Linked DNA regions of Homo sapiens: region 2 is linked to region 1. A link is a loop called in an ENCODE intact Hi-C map of the cell type or tissue named here. Cell type or tissue: endothelial cell of umbilical vein. All regions are shown on one strand. Each heading gives the region's core, and the rest is flanking DNA. Links, peaks and the distances in the headings are about the cores only.

Region 1 (11,125 bases), core at 1,421-9,420:
ATAAATGTTTTGACTCATGTGAGATCATTTTCATTATACTTTCATTGTGTGTGTGTGTGTGTATATATATATATACATGGGAAGTTTTTTTTTACTTATATTCTTAAGAGACAGAGAACACACAAAATATTTAAAGGGGTTTTGTCATGGAATCATAGAACTATAGATGAGAAGTTATCTTAAAGATCATTTTAGCAAACCTCTTCATTTTACAGAGGGAGAACTGTGGATTACGGTTAAATGACCTGCCCAAGGTCACACTCAGTGGCATAGATCCTTTTCTGCTTGGTTAAGTGTCACTACCTACAACTGAATACTAATAATATATCAGAAGCCTAAACTTTACCAAAAACATAAAGATGGTCCAAACTCTTGCCAAGTACCCATCATTAGCTTAGCTAATGATAAATCTGAAATACAAGAATGCCATTTGACAACAGAAAGAAGACCATGTGTCTATGGAAAATTTTTAAGGAGAGACAATACTTGGAAATTGGGATCCCTTCTACTAGCTTGGCTTAGAAAACTGCAAAGTGTTGCCTGCAGGAACCTAGTTGACAAATCCTTTGTGGAATGATCTATCTAAAAACATTACCATTGCTTGCTTCTCTTTCTGTCTTTGTAGAATAACAGGAGTGTATTTTCAGAATTTCTAACTTTGCCCCCAAATGCAGAGTACAGTATAACCATAGCTGTTTACCTCTGGCTGGGTAGCATGCCCACCTCAGCCTGAGGTACAGACATGCTGGAGACATGGCTGGAGAATCGCCTCCTTCCAATGGCACTCAGGAGGTAAGCTTCTTGTTCACTTACCACGCTGGGCATGCTTATAGAGTCATCTAAAAGGGGCAAAGGAATAGAGTGTTACAAAAACTATGACACTGATCAGAAAAACCCAACCAAAGCTGTACTTGGGTTCTGTCCTTGGCTTGTGTACAACTTAGGGCTGTGTGTAAATCTAAATTATCATTGGTCCCTTCATACAGATAAAAAAACTTAGACCTTTGGGGGTAATGATAATTCTTCGTGTCTATACATCTCCCACCCTTCCACACTAGAACATCCTTCATGAAATAAATGTAAATTTTTACAAGTAGATTATTTGTGAAAGTGAACAGGCATCAGCAAATTTAAGATTTGAGAAAAGCTAGCACATAATTTTTTAAAAACATTCCATAAATACTTCAGGAGACTTTGTTATTGAATGAATCAAATACATTTCCTTGACATTCAAAAACCACATTCAGTACAGTTAATAATTTCTAGACTGCTGAGGGAAAGACAATTTCAGATATTTTTAGGAAAAATATTTGAAAGCTATAAAGTTAAGAAATAAATGCTGATTTTAACCGAAATTTTAAAATTTAAGTATGTGATTTTGTTTTCTCCATAGAAGCAGAGTTTTTTTTGTTTTGTTTTGGTTTGTTTGTTTTTTGTTTTTGAGACAGAGGCTCGCTCTGTTGCCCAGGCTGGAGTGCATTGGCGCGATCTTGGCTCACTGAACCTCCGCCTCCCAGGTTCAAGTGGTTCCCATGCCTCAGCCTCCAGAGTAGCTGGGACTGGAGGTGCACACCAACACACTCAGCTAGTTTTTGTATTTTTAGTAGAGATGGGATTTCATCATGTTGGCCAGGCTGGTCTTGAACTCCTGACCTCAGGTGATCCACCCGCCTCGGCCTCCCAAAGTGCTGGGATTACAGGCATGAGCCACCGTGCCCAGCGAGAAGCAGAAATTAATGTATTCAAATTCATATGAAAATTAACTTTAGCACAGTATCTATGACAAAGTGACTTAATTCTAAATGAGCTAATGTTGTTTGTTGATGAACACTAATATTCTTTGATAAACATATTGAGTTTTGGAGAATGTGTGCTACTGTGTAAGACCATCTGATACTATTTATTTAAAATATCAAAGTAATCATATTTCTAATTGAACTTATTTCAAATCAAAAGGTGAATATAAAACGTGCTAGCAATTTTAATTTGCTATATAATCACTGACTTAAAATTGATTCTTGTTATAGAATGATATTTTCTTTTTAGATATGTCCACAGGAAAGAGAATAAACAAATGTGTCTTAAAAATATAAAAAATGTGGTAGGATAGATTCAGCTATTTCTACAGAGCCCTTTCCCAAATCCTATTGATTATTCCCCCTTATTTGTATTCACATATCACTTAACACTTATGTCCCCAGTATTTGTTTGGTGATGAATCATGTGCTGTCTACCAGTAACTCTTTTGTTAGGTGTTCTTTATTGTAAATGTCTCTCATCTCCTCTACATAACTATATCTATTATAAGATCTTAGAAAGCAGAGAATGTATCTTTCTCATACTTCCTTCTTCCTTATCTTATACCCGATAGGCCTTAATACAAGTCTGATTATTGAATGTAAGAAAGTTTAATTCAAAACAACAATCTGGTTTTCATACCCCTCCCTATTTAAATTACTACACACCCATATCACAAACACACAATACCATTTGTTAGCAATCTTGCTTTCATTGGGATGGTTACGATGTCTGTGATCAGAGATATAAGCAAAAAATTGCATGGCTCCCCAGTCCCCCTGCTGCCTCATCAGTATGTTAGTGTTGGCTTTTGGCCAGTGATATCCCTGTTTAAGTCTTACTTACTTTTCTTTCCTTGCTCCTTCCTACAGGTTAGGTCATCTATTATTTATAAGGTTACCTGCAAAATATATTTAGCTCTACAAAAATAGGTGATATCATTTCCTATAATTAATAAGAATTGCTGGGAGAGGCTACTTCAAGCATTAAAGAAAAAATTGATTTTCTTTAAGTTTTACCCATACTTAGTGGATATTTAAACTGCTGATCCTTTTCTCTTTCATGGTGTTTTCTCAGTCAAGATTTCCCTAATTACAACTTTAGGTGTATTTTCATGAGCAGTCACCAGGGTGATTTAGACAGAAATGTGTCTATAGGCCAGGCACAGGACAATATGATTTTTCCCTTGTCTGACCAATGCTGAAGCTAACTGCAAATATTACTGGTAAGTACTGACAAAGCATTTATTTTTTCTCTTCTCTTACATTCCCAACTGTTGTAGGACATTAAAACACTTTTATTCATCTTAGTTAATTAAAATTCTAACCTCAACTCTCGTTTCTTCTACTTAATTTAGTTCAGAGTAGAGCTTTTTGTTGTTGTTTGGTATGGAGAGCCTCTGAGTGAAGATCTAAATTTTGTTCTCATTCATATGGCATTGACAACACAACTTTGCTATAAACGTTATATCAGAGTATCTTAACACACAAGTGGAAAATAATTAATGCAATATTAAGACCCCTGAAATGACAGTAGCATTTTAATGGAATCTTTCACCCTAATTTTACTTTTTATAACCTCCTGTGAAGCATACATATGTAGTATTTCTCCTCATGTCATAACACCAAATCTCTAGCACATGCCTTAGAAGTTTCTGGGCTGACCTAGTCACTGGGGATTCTCTTAACTCAAATTTGGAGTACTTTCCCTCAAGACAGCCTGCTGGTTTACATACCGGCTGGTAGAGCCAACTGGTCTTTTCTGAGTCCTAGGCATATACACGGCTCACTTTTCCTTGCTTAATGAGGCCATTTAAGTTCCAATCAACCCTCTAAGCAAGATGTCCAGGAAAAAGGAGAATAAGTGCTTTCCTTGGTTAGTTATCCACAATTTAAATGGGAGTTAGTGGAAAAAGTTGACTATATAGGTTTAAAGAAAATTTAGGAGTTTTTAGATAGGAGTTGTTGTTTTTGAGACAGAGGCTCGCTCTGTTGCCCAGGCTGGAGTGCATTGGCGCGATCTTGGCTCACTGCAACCTCTGCCTCCCGGGTTCAAGTGGTTCCCATGCCTCAGCCTCCAGAGTAGCTGGGACTGGAGGTGCACACCAACACACTCAGCTAGTTTTTGTATTTTTAGTAGAGATGGGATTTCATCATGTTGGCCAGGCTGGTCTTGAACTCCTGACCTCAGGTGATCCACCCGCCTCGGCCTCCCAAAGTGCTGGGACTACAGGCATGAGCCACCGTGCCCAGCCAGAAGCAGAAATTAATGTATTCAAATTCATATTTACTTTTTCCCTGAATTCTTTTTAAATGACCAAAGGGTATCAAGGAATTTATAGAAATGCAGGCATTAGGAATCATGGAATCAGTCACATTTCCCCTAGAACTCCTTTTGTAAAAATGACTAGGGGATCAGAAGCGGAAAAGGTCAGAAGGGCAGTAATCCTTCCCAAGCCCCTGCTCGTATGGCCAGGCCATGTCTACTGCCCAGATTCTCTGGAATGACCTACTTTCCTCATCTTCCTCATCAGTCCGACTCAGGGTGTCCTGCGAAGCCTGCTGGGATGGCTCACTGTCCTGCTCCCAGACAGTGCCCGTGCCCGTGTTAGAGCGGGACATGGTGGCCAAGCTCAGGCGGTAAGCAGAGGTGGAGGTGCCCACGGTACTGATGGATGTCTTGCCTTGGTAGGCTAGAGGATGCGAGAGACCAAAGGAAATGCATGGTGAGAATCTTAAATGTCCACTTCAAAGTCCTCCCTGACCACTTGTATTTTTTAGGAAAGGTTAGTTAAATAATGTGTCCCAGACAAATGATCTTTATAACAAAGTTGCAAATGAAAGTGGGGATTTTTTATTTTAAAGAATCAATATTGGCCACTGATATAATTAAATAGTTCCCTTGCCAGAACATAACATCTGTAACAATATTAAATGCTTTGACATTGTTGCCTTTCTTATTGGTTTTCTATTTTATTTTCCAAGGTTGGTAGGATGCAAATTAAATTTGACCTGAATTGTAGCTTCCAACTTGGCAATTTTTACTAAGAAATATATCTTATCTGACACAAGCATATCAAAGTAATAAATAAGTTGTCTGATGTGAACCCCGCGATGCATAATCAAAACTGTTCTTATTCTCATTTTCTGGAAATTACAACCTATAAAATATCCCTCAGTTCTATGTCAGGTTATTTTATTACAAAGTAGAATATTTGAATGATAATGTGTAAACTTCACCAGGATTATACCTGTCAATTTTTTGTTTTTACCACATTGTCTGCAAAGAACAATAAAAGCTTTCAAAAGAAAGCAAATAACCCTTCCCTCCCACAAAAAAGAAAACCTATCACATATTACATTTTACTTGTGGGTAATGACTGCCCTCTAATGGCAAATAATGATTTATTTTCCTTCCTCAGTAATTTGCTGCTAATACATAGTTATAAGAAAGAAAGCAATGTACTCTCAAAGAATACCTTTAGAATAATGTAAAGAAAGTACCTCCTAGTTTGCCAGCTCTAAGGGAATCCTTCCCCTTCCAATGTGTGAAAAGTTAAAGTTAAAGGCTTTATAAATCAATCACAGAGATCTGGCTGAAAAATCCCCTTACAATAATCACTTTCTATGTGACAGTAGTAAGTTATTTACTTGTAAATTATTTATCTATTTTCTACTGTGTCTGTTTCCTCATTTTTTACAGGGACTTTCAATTATATACCTTGAAGGTATTTGTATAGATTAAAGGAAATAATCTACCATAAAATAGAAGCTCAATAAATGAATGTCCCCCTTCTCTTTTTCCAAAAGGAAATAAAGGTAATGATTTAAACCATTTTTCTTCCAATTAAATACTCAAGAAAGAGATTAACTACTAAAATGAAGATTAAAAAATATATAGAAAAGGAAAACTAAATTCTTATGATATCCTTTTGATTTCTATTTTGTTACTGACAAAAGAGGAAGTCAAATCTAGTGGTGGTCAAATGGCTAACTTATTAGAAATGGTCAAATCTAACAGTGTACCAAAATGGCTAACATATTCATAGTTCCAAAAAGTGTGGTGACCTGGACAGAGGGATTCTTTGTAGGCTGTGAGTTCCATTAGTCAAACAAATTCACAACACTCTCATGCACACTCACCTGATCCACTATGAACTGCCTCTTTTAGAATTTTTAGTTCACTGTTGAACTCAGCAATGAGCGAGCTCTTACACAAAGGGCGTGGTATGAAGCGCCGCTCCAGCTGGTCGGCAATATGTTGCCGGGCGGAAAGCTCTTCATGATTCTCTGCTGGTTGGGCCAGCAGCTGAAAGGAAGGCATAACATTCTCAGGGCCTCAATTTTCCATCCATAAAATGGGCTAATTGCTGTACCTATTTCATTGTTGTGAGGAATAAATAAGGTAATGCATGTGATGTTCCTAGAACGGCACTTTACACAGGAAGTGCTTAATAATTACATCGTTTTAAATCACTGCCCTAAGAAACTGAGGCATGAAAAGACCAAGTGTAGATGGGTACCGAGGGTCTTGGAGGAAAAACATACGTTAAGTATCCTATGTTTTTCTTATGTTTATTTAAAATCAGATCTCAGTCATGTCACTGAAGATAGAAGATTCTCCAAACTATTCCACTGGACCAATCTTTTGGGTGGGTAGAGTGGGGGATGATTAGTAGGGAGCGGGCAAAGTTTTACAGACTCCAACAAAGCTCTTACTGTGAAGGCATTTCTAGTGTGAAATTTTTATCCTCTGGAATATATTTTTGGGCGGTTTTCTCATCAAGCATGGTATTAACAGGCCCTACTAACTGGCAACAGTAGGTACCATGAGCACTCCTGCCATATTCCTGCCTCAGTAGAGAGCCACACATTCATTTGAGCTTGCCACTTTCAGGAGGAGAAGCACACACCACACCTTGCACTGGATGAAAGGGCGCAAAAGCACAAAGATGGGTATTCGGGTCCGCACGATGAAGTCGAGGAAATCCCAAAGGGCCAGGCCTCCCACCTTCCGCAGAGCCATCTCCTTCACCTGGAGGCTCAGCCAGTACCACTGGCTTCCGAGCTGCCTCTCAAAGCAGACGAGAATCACCTTCAGCGCTTCACACCGGGAAAAGAGAAAAATGAGCCTGCGGACGTGTGCTTCCGAGGAACCCAACCTACATCCAGAGCCCTTTATGCACCTTTAGAAATTTTCTAAATTTCTAAGCTCTCTCCATGTTTCTAAAAACTTCGTATGTATTCCCGAGCAAGAGTATTCTGTACATCGAGACAAAAACGTGTATGCTAAGTGTTTTGATTCTGATGAAGATTACTCAAGTATCTTTCTTAAGTGCATCTTAAGAACTACTATCTTGGAAAATATAGAGCAATGTGGTCCACTGAATTGAAAGGAAAATGTTTCATAAACATGATGTGTGGCTAACGTTTTACCTTCCAAAAGTTTTATCATAATAACTTTATGGTAATACGGACATATCACTCACATTCTTAGCTAAAACATGGATCTTAAAAATCTTTTCCTTTTTTCTTTTAACCATAAAAATAAATATTTGTGTTACTAAAAGTAAAATAAAACCATGAAGAAGTGCACAAAGTTAAAAAATATTAAGTCCTTTTCCTTCCCAGTTCCCTTCCTGACCCCACACTAAACTGCTCCCCAGAGGTAACCAGTAAATGCGTGCAGGGTATCTTTCCAAAAATAAAAAACACCTTCCTTCATCACACACTACGTCTGTTACTAAACCCTACTGGATTTATTTGTCCATATCTCTTTCCTCTCAGATTCCAGCAGCCCTTCACAATCTACATTTATTTTTATTTTTCAGGAAGCAGATTTCCCAAACCGTGTGTCAGGACAAACCAGAGTATTGTGAAGACATCAAAGATTATGACGGGAGCTCCCTCTGCCACTACAGCTTTTACCATGGAGTCTGCCATGGGGCAGTCAAGTGACCTGGGTCTTCTTGATCATTCTTAAGGCCCATGAATCTCAGCATCTAAAAAATGTGTATACTAAACACATTTTGATTCTGATTAGGAAAACACAAAAATCTTTCTTAAGTGCATTGAGTGACTAAATGCACACAGAAATCCAATTCTCTAAAATCCTCAAGAGTCACATATGCCTTTACCATCTTTAGGATGTTTCCAGGAGAGAACCATGCCATGTAACACAGAGAGAGAGATTGCAAGATTCCTTCTTACCCATATTCCTCCTCAAAGTCTCACTTTTCACAGCAATTGCTTATCTCAATTCCTTTCCCTCAACTAAACAAACAAACAAACAAATAAAAAACAACACTCCTCTTTCTCTACCATAATTCTGATGACGTTTTCACTGTTACTAGGCCTGTTGGCTGACTTTGGCTTTCTGCCATTCTACTTTCCACCTAAACCTCCATCAGCCTAAGACATAGCAGTGTATAAAAGTGACTCAAGAACAGAGACTCATTCTAGCTCTGTCACTTATTAAGATATATGCCTTCAGGCAAGTTACTCAACCTTTCTGGGCCCCAGCCTCTTCACTCCTAAAATGAGAATAACACTAACTTCTTAGAGTTATTGAGAAGATGAGAGGATTCAATGTGGTAATAGTGTAAAGCACAGAAAACTGCTTGGTGCACAGTAAGTGCTCAAAATAAATGTAAAAACAAACTTAAAATACAGGTTCAGTAGCCTGGCCATGTAACAAAGTAAAAACAACTCTTTACTGAAAAGGCAGACAGTGGAGAGGACAGAAACTCATCAAGTGTCTTCTCATATCCTTCCTGTACATGGTGAGCCCCTTTCCTCCATCATCCTCTGTGCAATCCTAAACTTCATGTAGGGCTCTATGATAGAGCTTAGATTTGAATTCTACTTTTGTATACCTTGGCCAACTGAGCATCCATATGGGTTAGTCCTAGGTACATGCATTCCTTGTGTCTTTTTCTCCTTTTTCATTTTCATTGTCAATCCCCTCATTTTCAAACACATCCCATTATAAGGCAGTTCAAACACCCCTCCATACTCCAAACTCCAAGGACTCATTTTCATCAGTGTGTTTGTGTTCATCTTATACTTCTCACCAATATCTGCTTTGGTGAATTGAAAAATATCAGGCAAGACTTTCTCATTTTGAAATTCCCCACTGCCAGTGCCACTTATTCTCAGCGCTATGGCAAGAGTGGTCTTTTCCTGCTGGCCCAGTTCATTCAGGGCCAAAGAGTGGCTTTCCATTGCTCCCCGGGTCACGACCAGGTTAAAGGCAGCATAGGATAACGGGAAAGTAGGAGTCAAAGAGGGAAAGGGATTGGGAAGCCTATGGGAGCAGGACTGGACTGGCCTCACTAGAGTAATGATCAAAATGGAGATTAAAGACATGTTAAGGGAGGAAAAAGAGCTAGTAGGGGCATAGCATATTGCAAGGTCACCAAATCTTGCAGCATAGGATGTAGACTGCCCAAATACAGAACTCCATTTATATAGGTGACAGATCAATGAGCCCCACATGTTGTGCAATGCTGTGTCTTTGTATACTAGACTGAGTTTAGATCTTATAACAGCTACTGAACCTCACTAGTGATCTGGTACTTAATCAGCATGGAAGAATCTTTACTGCAGATGCCTTCCTTACAAGCCCAGACACTCATATATAAAACAGCCAAGTAATTTAGGCATGGCAGATGTGAAACCACGTTGTTTTTTGGCATATGTTTACTGAAGGAAACCAGACTTTTTTTGCAAGGGTAATGTTTCTTGTTCAAGTGGCTTCTTTAAATACATTCTGGATTGAGGTCTCTTTAAATACATTCTGGTTTGAGGTCTCTCTAAATTCTTTCTGAGTTAAGTTGGAACTTAACTAAGTACATCTATTTATTTATTTATCTATCTATCTACACATATATTTTCACATACATATACATACACATGCACAAACAGAGAGAGAGAGAGAGAAAGTACCAACCCAAGTATGCTGCTTGGCTGGTGGACTCAGCCAGCCCTTCCCTGCGCAAGTCTTTCCCCGCATCCCCAGGGGTGGAGCAGTGGGCTGGGGAGCTCTCTAACATGAAGTTCTTGCTCCTGGATGTGCTGATGATCCGCGGTGGGAGGAGTACATTGATGACTGTCTGCAGCAGCAGCTGCACCTCAGGCTGCTCCAGCCATGGGCTATCTGAGGGGCAGAATTTGGAAGACGGAAGTGGAAAGAAAAACATCACAAGGTAGACTGTCCACAGTAGATACAGAAAAACTCAGCTCTTTCCAAGTCCAAACTACAACACCCTAGAAATTCAGGTGTTTCCCATCAAGTACAGCTTCACCAATGGACAGAAACAGTGTTCCTGGCACCTGAGTATTTTCTCCATAGTGGGTACCCAACAACCTGTGGTCTTAGCCAAATGTCTCGCTTACCATTTCAATCTCCTTTCTTTTTGCAAATACTCATGATGCACTGTACTTACATTTGAGACAAACTTTTCCTAAAAGAATCCCTCTACCCCTAAGAAGAAAGAGTAATGAAAATACATTGGAATTTAATGACAGTGGCAGGATTTCTGCTAAACCCAGTGTCCACGTAGGTTGTACAAGTTTGTTCACCTGTCAATTCTTATATTGTACTTCAACGAATACCATTTTCTCAACTGAATTGAATGACTGTTCCCCTGATTTTTGCTGTACTGAAATGACTTTAAATAGGACGTATCTCCTAAGAAGTAGAGCAGAGAAACTCTGGTCCCAGGTAGCTAAACTGAAAAGAAAGAAAAACTCTTATTTCCTAAGATGACCCTATTTAAATCATTCAGACTGACTTCAGTGATAGCCTTCATGGGAACAGGAAAAAGAAATAACAGCCTGACATTTAAGAGAACACAACAACAATGATAAATTTCCTTTAGTTAAATTAATCAGACCTTTGCTTCCAGATCCTACTGTGAGCACAAATGGGATGAGCAGATTTAAAAGCATCCCCTCCCTTCGCTCTTGATTGGTGAATGGGGAGATCACATGGCTTAAAGGAAAATCTTCTTTTAAAGCCTGTGCAGCAATAATAGAAGAAAAGATTAATTGACCACCACACCCATTTAGTATGTTTGTTTTTACACAGTATGATGGAGACGGTGACTCCCTGCTGGCTGCTCCTGTAAACTATGAGTTCAATTGTTGTCTGTACAGCATACAAGCTTCACTCAAAACTGATACTTTACCATTGTCTTGATATAATTGAGAGCTATACACCTAAAAAGATAGTAACATCTTGAATATTAAATGAAAAATTAGAATACTTATGGTCAGGTACAAAAACAACTTCATGTCCCCATTAATTTTCTCTATTTTTCTACCAA
Region 2 (11,125 bases), core at 1,647-9,646, 420 kb before region 1:
TCAGGATATTATCCAGGAGAACTTCCCCAACCTAGCAAGATGGGCCAACATTCAAATTTTAAAAATACAGAGAACACCACAAAGATACTACTCGAGAAGAGCAATCCCAAGACACATAATTGTCAGATCCACCAAGGTTGAAATGAAGGAAAAAATGTTAAGGGCAGCCAGAGAGAAAGGTCAGGTTACCCACAAAGGGAAGCCCATCAGACTAACATCAGGTCTCTCGGCTGAAACCCTACAAGCCAGAAGGGAGTGGGGGCCAATATTCAACATTCTTAAAAGAATTTTCAACACAGAATTTCATATCCAGCCAAACTAGGCTTCATAAGCAAAGGAGAAATAAAATCCTTTACAGACAAGCAAATGCTGAGAGATTTTGTCACCACCAGGCCTGCATTACAAGAGCTCCTGAAGGAAGCACTAAATATGGAAAGGAACAACCAGTAACGGCTACTGCAAAAACATGCCAAATTGTAAAGACCATCAATGCTATGAAGAAACAGCATCAGAAACGGAAAAAATAACCAGCTACCATCATAATGATAGGATCAAATTCACACATAACAATATTAACTTTAATTGTAAATGGGCTAAATGCCCCAATTAGAAGACACAGACTGGCAAATTGGAAAAAGAGTCAAGACCCATCGGTGTGCTGTATTCAGGAGACATATCTCATGTGCAAAGACACACATAGGTTCAAAATAAAGGGATGGAGGAATATTTACCAAGCAAATGGAAACCAAAAAAAAGCAAAAAGCAGGGGTTGTAATCCTAGTCTCTGAAAAAACAGATTTTAAACCAACAAAGATCAAAAGAGACAAAGAACGGCATTACATAATGGTAAAGGGATCAATGCAACAAGAAGAGCTAATATATATATATATATATATATATATATATATATATATATATATATAACAAGAAATAAATATAGTTATATATGTATAGTTATTTCTTGTTAACTATATATAGTTATTTCTTGTTTATATATATATATATATTAGCTCTTCTTGTTGCATATATATATATATATATATATATTCTTAGAGACCTGCAAAGAGACTTAGACTCCCACACAATAATAGTGAGAGACTTTAACACCCCACTGTCAACATTAGACAGATCAACGAGACAGAAAATTAACATGAATATTTAGGACTTGAACTGAGCTCTGGACCAAGCAGATCTAATAGACATCTACAGAACTCTCCACCCCAAATCAACAGCCTATACATTCTTCTCAGCGCCTCATTGCACTTATTCTAAACTTGACCACATAGATTGAAGTAAAACACTCCTCAGCAAATGCAATCAAATGGATATCATAACAAACAGTCTCTCAGACCACAGTGCAATCAAATTAGAACTCAGGATTAAGAAATTCACTCAAAACCACACAACTACAAGGAAACTGAACAATCTGCTCCTAAGTGACTACTGGGTAAATAACAAAATTAAGACAGAAATAAAGATGTTCTTTGAAACCAAAAAGAACAAAGATACAATGTACTAGAATCTCTGGGACATATTTAAAGCAGTGTGTAGAGGGAAATTTATAGCACTAAATGCCCACAAAAGAAAGCAGGAAATATCTAAAATTGACACACTAACATCACAATTAAAACAACTAGAGAAGCAAGAACAAACAAATTCAAAAGCCAGCAGAAGACAAGAAATAACTAAGATCAGAGCAGAACTGAAGGAGATAGAGACACAAAAACCCTACAAAAAAAATCAATGAATCCGGGAGCTGGTTTTTTGAAAAGATCAACAAAATAGATAGACCACTAGCAAGACTAATAAGAAAAGAGAGAAGAATCAAATAGACACACTGAAAAATGAAAAAGGGGATATCACCATTGATCACACAGAAATATAAACTACCATCAGAGAATACTATAAACACCTCTATGCAAATAAACTAAAAAATCTAGAAGAAATGGAAAATTCCTGAACACATACACCCTCCTAAGTCTAAACCAGGAAGAAGTCGAATCCCTGAATAAACCAATAACAAGTTCTGAAACTGAAGCAGTAATTAACACCCTACCAACCAAAAAAAGTCCAGGACCTGACGGATTCACAGCCGACTTCTACCAGAGGTACAAAGAGGAGCTGGTACTATTCCTTCTGAAACTATTCCAAACAATAGAAAAAGAGGGACTCTTCCCTAACTCATTTTATGAGGCCAGCATCATCCTCATACCAAAACCTGGCAGAGACACAACAAAAAAAGAAAATGTCAGGCCAATATCCCTGAGGAACATCGATGAAAAAATTCTCAATAAAATACTGGCAAACCAAATCCAGCAGCACATCAAAAAGCTTATCCACCATGATTACGTTGGCTTCATATCTGGGATGCAAGGCTGGTTCAATACACACAAATCAATAAATGTAATCCATCACATACAGAGAACCAATGACAAAAACCACATGATTATCTCAATAGATGCAGAAAAGGCCTTCGACAAAATTCAATGCTCCTTCATGCTAATAAACAGAGTATTCGAATAGGAAGAGAGGAAGTCAAATTGTCTCTGTTTGCAGATGACATGATTTTATATTTAGAAAACCCCACCATCTCAGCCCAACATCTCCTTAAGCTGATAAGCAAATTCAGCAAAGTCTCAGGACACAAAATCAATGTGCAAAAATCACAAGCACCCTTATGCATCAATAACAGACGAACAGAGAGCCAAATTATGAGTGAACTCCCATTCACAATTGTTACAAAGAGAATAAAATACCTAGGAATACAACTTACAAGGGATGTGAAGGACCTCTTCAAGGAGAACTACAAATCACTGCTCAAGGAAATAAGAGAGGACACAAACAAATGGAAAAACATCCCATGCTCAAGGATAGGAAGAATCAATATCATGAAAATGGCCATACTGCCCAAAGTAATTTCTAGAGTCAATGCTATCCCCATCAAGCTACCATTGACTTTCTTCACAGAATTAGAAAAAACTACTTTAAACTTCATATGGAAATGAAAAAGAGCCCACATAGCCAAGACAATCCTAAGCAAAAAGAACAAAGCTGGAGGTTTCATGATACCTGACTTCAAACAATACTACAAGGCTACAGTAACCAAAACACCATGATACTGGTACCAAAAGAGATATATAGACTACTAGAACAGAACAGAGGCCTCAGAAATAACACCATACATCTACAACCATCTGATCTTTGACAAACCTGACAAAAACAAGCAATGGGGAAAGGACTTCCTATTTAATAAATGGTGTTGGGATAACTGGCCAGCCATATGCAGAAAACTGAAACTGGACCCCTTCCATACACCTTATAGAAAAATTAACTCAAGATAGATTAAAGACTTAAATGTAAGACCTAAAATCATACAAATCCTAAAAGAAAACCTAGGCAATACCATTCAGGACATAGGCATGGGCAAAGACTTCATGTCTAAAACACCAAAATCAATGGCAACAAAAGCCAAAATTGACAAATGGGATCTAATTAAAGTAAAGAGCTTCTGCACAGCAGAAGAAACTATCATCAGAGTGAACAGGCAACCTACAGACTGGGAGAAATTTTTTGCAATCTATCTATCTGACAAAAGGGCTAATACCCAGAATCTACAAGGAACTTCAACAAATTCACAAGAGAAAAACAACCCCATCAAAAAGTGGGTGAAGGCTATGAAGAGACACTTTTCAGAAGAAGACATTTATGTAGTCAAGAAAAAAACATATGGAAAAAAGCTCATCATCACTGGTCATTAGAAAAATGCAAATCAAAACCTCAGTGAGATACCATCTCACACCAATTAGAAGCTATTTATAAACTAGTGTAAAACACAGATTCCAATGTATCGTGTATCAAATTGCAATCATTAAAAACTCAGGAAACAACAGATGCTGGAGAGGATGTGGAGAAATAGAAACGCTTTTACACTGTTGGTGGGAGTGTAAATTAGTTCAACCATTGTGGAAGACAGTGTGGCGATTCCTCAAGGATCTGGAACAAGAAATACCGTTTGACCCAGCAATCCCATTACTGGGTATATACCCAAAGGATTATAAATCATTCTACTATAGACACATGCACACGTATGTTTATTGCAGTACTATTCACAATAGCAAAGACTTGGAACTAACTCAAATGTCTATCAATGATGGACTGGATAAGGAAAATGTGGCACATACAAACCATGGAATACTATGCAGCCAATGGAAAGGATGAGTTCACATCCTTTGCAGGGACATGGATGAAGCTGGAAACTATCATTCTCAGCAAACTAACACAAGAACAGAAAACCAAACAGCACATGTTCTCACTCATAATTGGGAGCTGAACAATGAGAACATATGGACACAGAGAGGGGAGCATCACCGGGGACACAGAGAGGGGAACAATGAGAACATATGGACACCGGGGCCTGTCAAGAGGTGAGGGTCTAGGGGAGGGATAGCATTAGGAGAAATACCTAATGTAGGTGACAGGTTGATAGGTGCAGAAAATCACTAAGACACGTGTATACCTATGTAAAAAAACTGCACGTTCTGCTCATGTACCCCAGAACTTAAAGTATAATAAAAAATAAATAAATAAAAGTGGATTTTAAGCTATTTATAAACCAGGGTAAAACACAGATTCCAATGTATCATGTATCAAATACTAGCATCTTAGGTAACTTCAATGCTTTAACTTGAGTTAAAATAAGATTTTAAAATAAGAAAATAATATTACTTTGAATAACAGGAGTTGCTTTCACATTTTATTGAGGCATACTAGAAGACCTTCTGTAGGTTTGGCTTTGATGGATTTTCTTCTGTTTCCTTAAAAAAGCCAAATTCATCATCTTTTCTATTTCCCACTCCTCTATGTTGTCCCTTCATCTGAACTTCCTAAGACAATTAATAGTATTACCAAATACCTGGGTGTTCAAGGCAAAAAAAGTTGCATATTATCTCAGACCATTGGTTTTCAAAATGCAGTGTGGAACAGCAACATAAATTTTTATTACCGAGAACTTGACAGAAATGCACATTCTAGGGTCCAATCAAGACCTGCTAAGTCAAAAACTCTGGAGGCAGGGAATAGCAATATGCCTTAACAAATCCTCCAAGTGATTGTGATGTTGGTCAAGTTTGAAAACCACTGTTTCAATATCAATCATCCCTTTATTCCAATTCGATCTATAGTCAGTCAATCAGTCATACTTCTGTTCTTTTGCTCATGACTTCTCCTCTCCGTAACTGTAGTACACCCTCCCTTTGAGAGCATGCACATCCCAACCCCTTTTCTGCTCAGCTTCTGTCTTAGCTCAATTAAAAGGCAATTAAAAGATCATCATAATCTCTCCCCACGTTACCTCAAGTACATTAAAAGTGCATGTACATTTCACTTTAATTTTTCTATTAAAATTTTAATAAATTTTTAAAAGATTGTTATGCTTTTTCTTTTGACAATATTTGGCTACAAATATTGTTTAATGGTTTTAATAATTGGCTGTGATTTTTTAGAACTCATCACACATAACCAGGAATTCCTGAGAAGTGAAGGTGTCTAACCTAAAATTCATGAATACTCAGTTTTAAAAATAGAGAAGTTAACATTATATTTTCTATAGACATTTAATTTGAAATTTGGTAATCTTAATTTTCTGTTGTTGTGTTGCATTTTAGAATACACACCCATATTTATAGGCCCATGAAAAATTCCTATGCCCAAATAACTATGTCTGTATTGCTTAACAGACAAAATGATCCTGCTCTGGTTTGTTCCCTGCACAAAGATGTTCTGGGAACAATGGGTACAGGACCATCCACTGTGATGCTGACAGAAGGCAGCTTGGAGAGAACACTCGCGAAAATATCTGTTTATATATACAGTATGTCTTCCCCACCAGACCCTCCACTCCTTTCAAGAAAGGACCCTGTTATCTACACCAGACCCTCTGAGTATATGCAGTGTGTAATGCTTATGGGTGCACAGAAAATGTGTGTTAAACCACCAAATTGAAATAACAATTTCACCAGCTAGAGAAATGGACTTAGAAATGTTTACTTAGATGTATTACATATAAGTTAATGATGCTATGTTTAACTTAGTTTTACTTTCTATTTTGTTTAATATAGCTTTGCTTCCTACTCAATAGTAACTACCTAGTTATTAAATCTGTCTAATTATTAAGGCAGATTTTTGTCCAGCAGATGTCAGTATAGCTCAGTTTAATAATTTCAATAGTTAATAAAGTTGAAAAACTAATGGAGATGATAGGAGAGAAAAATATTTGCACCCAGAATGGCATTTCTTTGTTGACATTTGAGGAAATTGTGTCTGAATAAAAAAATCCACATAACCATTCAAGCATATTGGAAACGCTGGAAGTACTGATTTCATAGCAAACATGGTGTTAATGCAAAATTTCTTCCACTTTAAAGTTCAAAGTGGTTTAAACTAGATGTCAGGTTATTGTTAGCTATAACCAAAATCAAAGGATGAGAGACAGTGCAAGGCTGTGTGTATATATATATATGAATGTGCAAATGTGAGTTCTGTTGCTGATTAAGACTGTTTTCTGAAAATAACTTTATTTCACTTTGCCAATTATTTACATCTCTTCTTTCTCTAAAGTAATATTAACCACCCCTCTATACCTTTTAAAATACAAAAGCTTTTCCATGGCTTTGAATTTAAAAGGAGAGAGAGCAAAGTAAAAGGAAGCCCAGTTTTTTTTAATTGAAGGAAAATTCACATAAAATCCACCAAGCCCAAAGTGTTTTGAAAGAGACTCAAGCCATCACACTGGCAAAGTATTATAATTAACATTATCTATTATGATTAGGCTTTTCCTAGCTCTGAATAATATCTAATTTTCTTATACCTAATAAAAATTAGATATTTCCAGTAAGCTTTAAAAGGCATGTTTTTATGTAGAAGTTGTCCTGAAATCAGGCCTTGTAACTTTTGGCCTCTGAATCTCTCTCCAGGCTCATATCTCCCTTCAGCCACCACTGTTCTCCTCTCTGCAGTCCAAACACACTTTCATTTCAGTTTCTTGATGACAGACACGTGAATTCCCACCAAAGGACCTTGGTAGTTGTTGCATAGAGGCCTCTCAGGGCCGCTGCAGAGACGGGATGTAGGTATGCATAGAAGGTGGACCAAGAGTCTTTCAAGGCTTCCCACCACAGTCTAACTAGGGGAGATCAATTTTAATCAAGTGGCTATAGTGGTAGCTATTCCCACCTGTATTCTTATTCCAGCCAAAAGTAAATAAAATGGCTCTTTTGATGCTCAATCTTCCCCAGCACACATGAACAATCTGAGACTCAGAGCTCTGTCAAATCTTTTTCATATTCTCCTTCACTTTTTCCCACCCACAGTCCCATCAAGCCTCAGATTGCCCTAAGAATCCCTGATGTACCATTCATGATGGATAGCCACTTATATAAAAATCACCTTCCTCTGCAGCAGCCCATTTACTGTACTTTTAAATTACCATATCTTAATTGGGAGAAAGGAAGTTTAGATTCTCAGCAATATTAGAGGATAAAAAAAGATAAGAAGCAACTGACTTTTATTAATAACTTTGTTGGAAAGCAGCAAGGCAACATCTGGAATACTTATTACCCACTTGGCATGCTGTTCATCTCCCTGGGTAAGATTCAACATGACAAGCCCTGTCAAAAGGAAATAAGCTCCATCTAGCTAAATTAGAATGATTAGGGTCATTTAGACAGAGGAAGTTTAATTTGTATGAATCTAGAAATTTTATACAAACTGGAATACCTAAGTATTTAATCTCCCCTGAAGTTCAATTTAAAATTGAAAGAGACTATTGCACAGATCCATAATGAGATGAGACATATTAGAAATTAATTTAACTATTACCGTACTGCGAGCATGTGGCCCAAGAAATCAAAGACTATTTCACTTGCAGTTTGTACATAATAGGAGAAAATGTTCTGCTATAATTCATTAATCATTGTTTTATTTTATGAACTCCTTAAATGGACACTTGAGTATCCAAAGTAAACTTGATATTTTTTCTATTGCTTTTTAAAAATTCTCCTACAAAACTATGTTATGCAGTGAACGTCAACAGAGTTCAATCCTAACCTTACCTTCTACAGTGGAGGTTCTTCACCTTTCTGGTGTCATGGACCACTTCAAGATCCCCTTAAAAGATATGGATCCACTCTCAGAATAATGTTTTAAATATATAAAATAGCACACATAGGATTCTGTGTTAAATATGTAAACAACACTTATAGAGAAAGCAACTGATTTTGAAATACAGATATCAAAATATTTCAAAATGTGTGATATAATAGTGTATGTGCTCCTTTATTAGCACATCTAATAACTATTGTAATTTTGAAATAATTGTAAGCAGAAATAACTGCTATAATACAGTATAAAAATATAGATGATTTCTATCAATGACAAAAAGTTATCAGGTACCCCCAATACAATTGTATTTGTTGCCTATATCAGTAATTAATTGAAGGAAATACTTCAGTTATAACTTGGTGAAAATTAATATGTGATTGTTTTCCATCCATGTTCATAGGCCACCAAATCTTTTCAATGACCATCAAGAGTTGGTTAAGAACCCTGGTTCTAGATTTCAGTTGATGGGTATGATGTAATTAAGAAGACTAAGGATGGTCACTATAATAGCTGACATCTGTTGACAGTAAATAATACTGTCTACAGACTACAAATGGGGATTGGCAATTCTTCAGGTAGACCAATTAACAGCCCACACAGAAAAGAAGACTTAATTACCAGTCTGGATCACAGCAGAACTGCCAAATCTGTTTCACTTGATGCCATGTTGCCAGACCACTAGGCCATCCTAAACTTGTGTGAGAATCCTGATTCAAATTACCTGGTTTCAATAAGTGATCAGAGTTCCTAAATCTTTTAGCTAATTCCATATCTTAAGATAATCTCTTATTTAAAATAAACTTTCACCTGTAATATAACAGTAATAGATCTTGAAGTGTTCTTGGAAACTCTTTATTACCTCCTTTAGTGTAAAGATCATAATACCTTCCTTGAAAATGTTGTGTTTCTCTCAACATTTATTCAGTGCCTATTCTAGACTGGGTGCTGTGAGGACTGAGAGCTGGAGAACCAAGACTAAAGAAGAACTTGGAACTGTCCTGCTTCTAGAGAACTCAAGAACTACTGGGTGAATGAGTAAATTACTAAATCCAACACCAAGTTGTAATTTTCATAGTAAGCTATGTATCAAGTACTATTGGGCCCCAGAGGAATAACAAGCCTTCTCAAGTTGGAAGAATAGGAAAGAGGGGAGCCAGAATAGTAATCTGCAAAATGTAGAAAAACGTAGGAGACAAAGATGAACAGGCAGAACTGTTGGGAAATTACTATATGCAGAGGTCATGCAAGACATGAAAAAGAACAGCATGTTTGAGAAAAAAAGTAGAGAGATGGGAGGTACAAAGACCTAGTTGTTAAAAGGTCTTAAGTTTCTCGTTAAGCTGTTTGGACATTATCTTGTTGGTCAGTAGTTACCTGAAGCAGCATCATCAGCATCACGTGGAAACTTGCAGGAAGTACACATTCTCAGACTACATCCCAGACCTACTAGCATGGAAATCTGGCAGTGGACCCTAGCAAGCTATATTTTAATAGCCCTCCAGATGATTCTCTTACACAAAAAGTTTGAGAACCACCACTATTAATATGAGAGAACTATATCGCCAATGATAGGCTCAGAAAAACCATCAAAATGTAGAAAAACCATCCTCTTCTAGCTTTAGGAGTAAGCAATGAGGTTGGATCTGCAAATGGAATGATTATTTATGCATCCATGTGGAAGATGAGTTGAAGGAAAGAGAGAATGAAATCAGGAAGACCATCAGGAGGCTGTGACATGGGCCAGGGAAGGACCAAAACCAGTGAAGTGGCAGTGAAGATGAGCAGAGGGGACAGACTTGTGAGAGGATTCACAGATGCAGCCAGTTAGACATGGGAAATAAGGGAAGAGAAATGTCAGAAATAACTTCTTTCTTGAGCAATGTCCTTGAAAAGCTTGCTTGAATGTCCTGGAGGCTTATGCCTGGCCTTTGATAATGTGGCCAGAACTCATATTCAAGGTTCCTTTACAATTTCAGTTTAGAAAAAGTATACACAGACCCGCTCCTAGTGAATGATAATGCATATATTTATTAGTTTCAGGAAATAAACCATTGAAGGCCCAGAACTTTAGGAAAAAAGAGAAGAACACACCAATCACGAAGACCTAATATCAGGCTTCCTGGAAAACTGATTGATTCCAGAGCTGGGGAAGGGAAAATATAAGATGAGCTTAGAACACTTTTGGTGCCACAAAGTAAAGAAATGCTCAAAAAAAGGATGAAGGCATGTTGAAATGATAACAGGAGCCAGCCTAAAGTAGCTTTGAAAGACCGAAGTTGAAACAATTTAGCAAGAAAATAAGTAATGATATTGGATTATGAGCTAGGAGTACAACATCATTTCTGTAGTATTTGTGCCAAAAATGCATAGCCTCGATCTATTCATAAGAAAACATAAGACAACAGAAATTGATAAATATTCTACAAAATACTTAAGCAGGATTTTTTTTTTTTTTTTTTTTTAAGACAGCGTGCAATGGCGCCATCTCGGCTCATTGCTAGGTTGGGACTGAGGTTAGAGGAACATTCCTTCATTCCTTCAGGGCTGGAGAATCTCCTCCAGGCAGGTATGTGTTCAGAACACTCGAGGCCTGAAGACTTTTGCATTGACTGCAGTGTGTCACCATTTCACAGCAACTCCAGGCTGAAACCAAATCCACTATTAGTTCATCCTCCACCAATCTGGAGGCAAGTAGCTGGGATTACAGGTGCCCGCCACCACACCCAGCTAATTTTTGTATTTTTAGTAGAGACGGGGTTTTGCCATGTTGGCTGGGCTGGTCTCGAACTCTTGATCTCAGGTGATCTGCCTGCCTCAGCCTACCAAAGTGCTGGGATTACAGGTGTGAGCCACTGTGCCCAGCCTGCAGGACTCTTTAAAAGTGTCATGGTCGGCTGGGCGTGGTGGCTCATGCCTGTAATCCCAGGTGGGCTGATCATGAGGTCAGTATATCGAGATCATCCTGGCT

What was found. Peaks named below come from ENCODE experiments on the same cell type or tissue, not always from the same donor. Only the 100,000 strongest peaks of a DNase experiment are listed, where the experiment ranks them.
Region 2: a loop joins it to region 1, with 17 times the contacts of the local background. A loop is called at or near these places in 26 of 110 quality-filtered maps.

Annotation. Positions count from the first base shown.
Region 1 is chr2:209,971,893-209,983,017 of GRCh38, reverse strand. UNC80 (unc-80 subunit of NALCN channel complex) reads right to left here. Exons shown (of 65, transcript NM_001371986.1): 55 at 10,694-10,817; 56 at 9,748-9,954; 57 at 6,715-6,899; 58 at 5,940-6,105; 59 at 4,310-4,489; 60 at 701-839. Among named protein-coding and RNA genes, the nearest start is that of RPE, 25 kb to the left of the region's middle. In endothelial cell of umbilical vein, for the core only: a CTCF peak has its summit at 5,195 (motif pointing left); a DNase peak (open chromatin) is centred at 5,187; H3K27me3 peaks cover 175 bases.
Region 2 is chr2:210,394,696-210,405,820 of GRCh38, reverse strand. All of the region lies in intron 1 of LANCL1-AS1 (LANCL1 antisense RNA 1), which reads right to left. Among named protein-coding and RNA genes, the nearest start is that of LANCL1-AS1, 76 kb to the right of the region's middle. In endothelial cell of umbilical vein, for the core only: no CTCF peak of the experiment used is centred there; no DNase peak of the experiment used is centred there.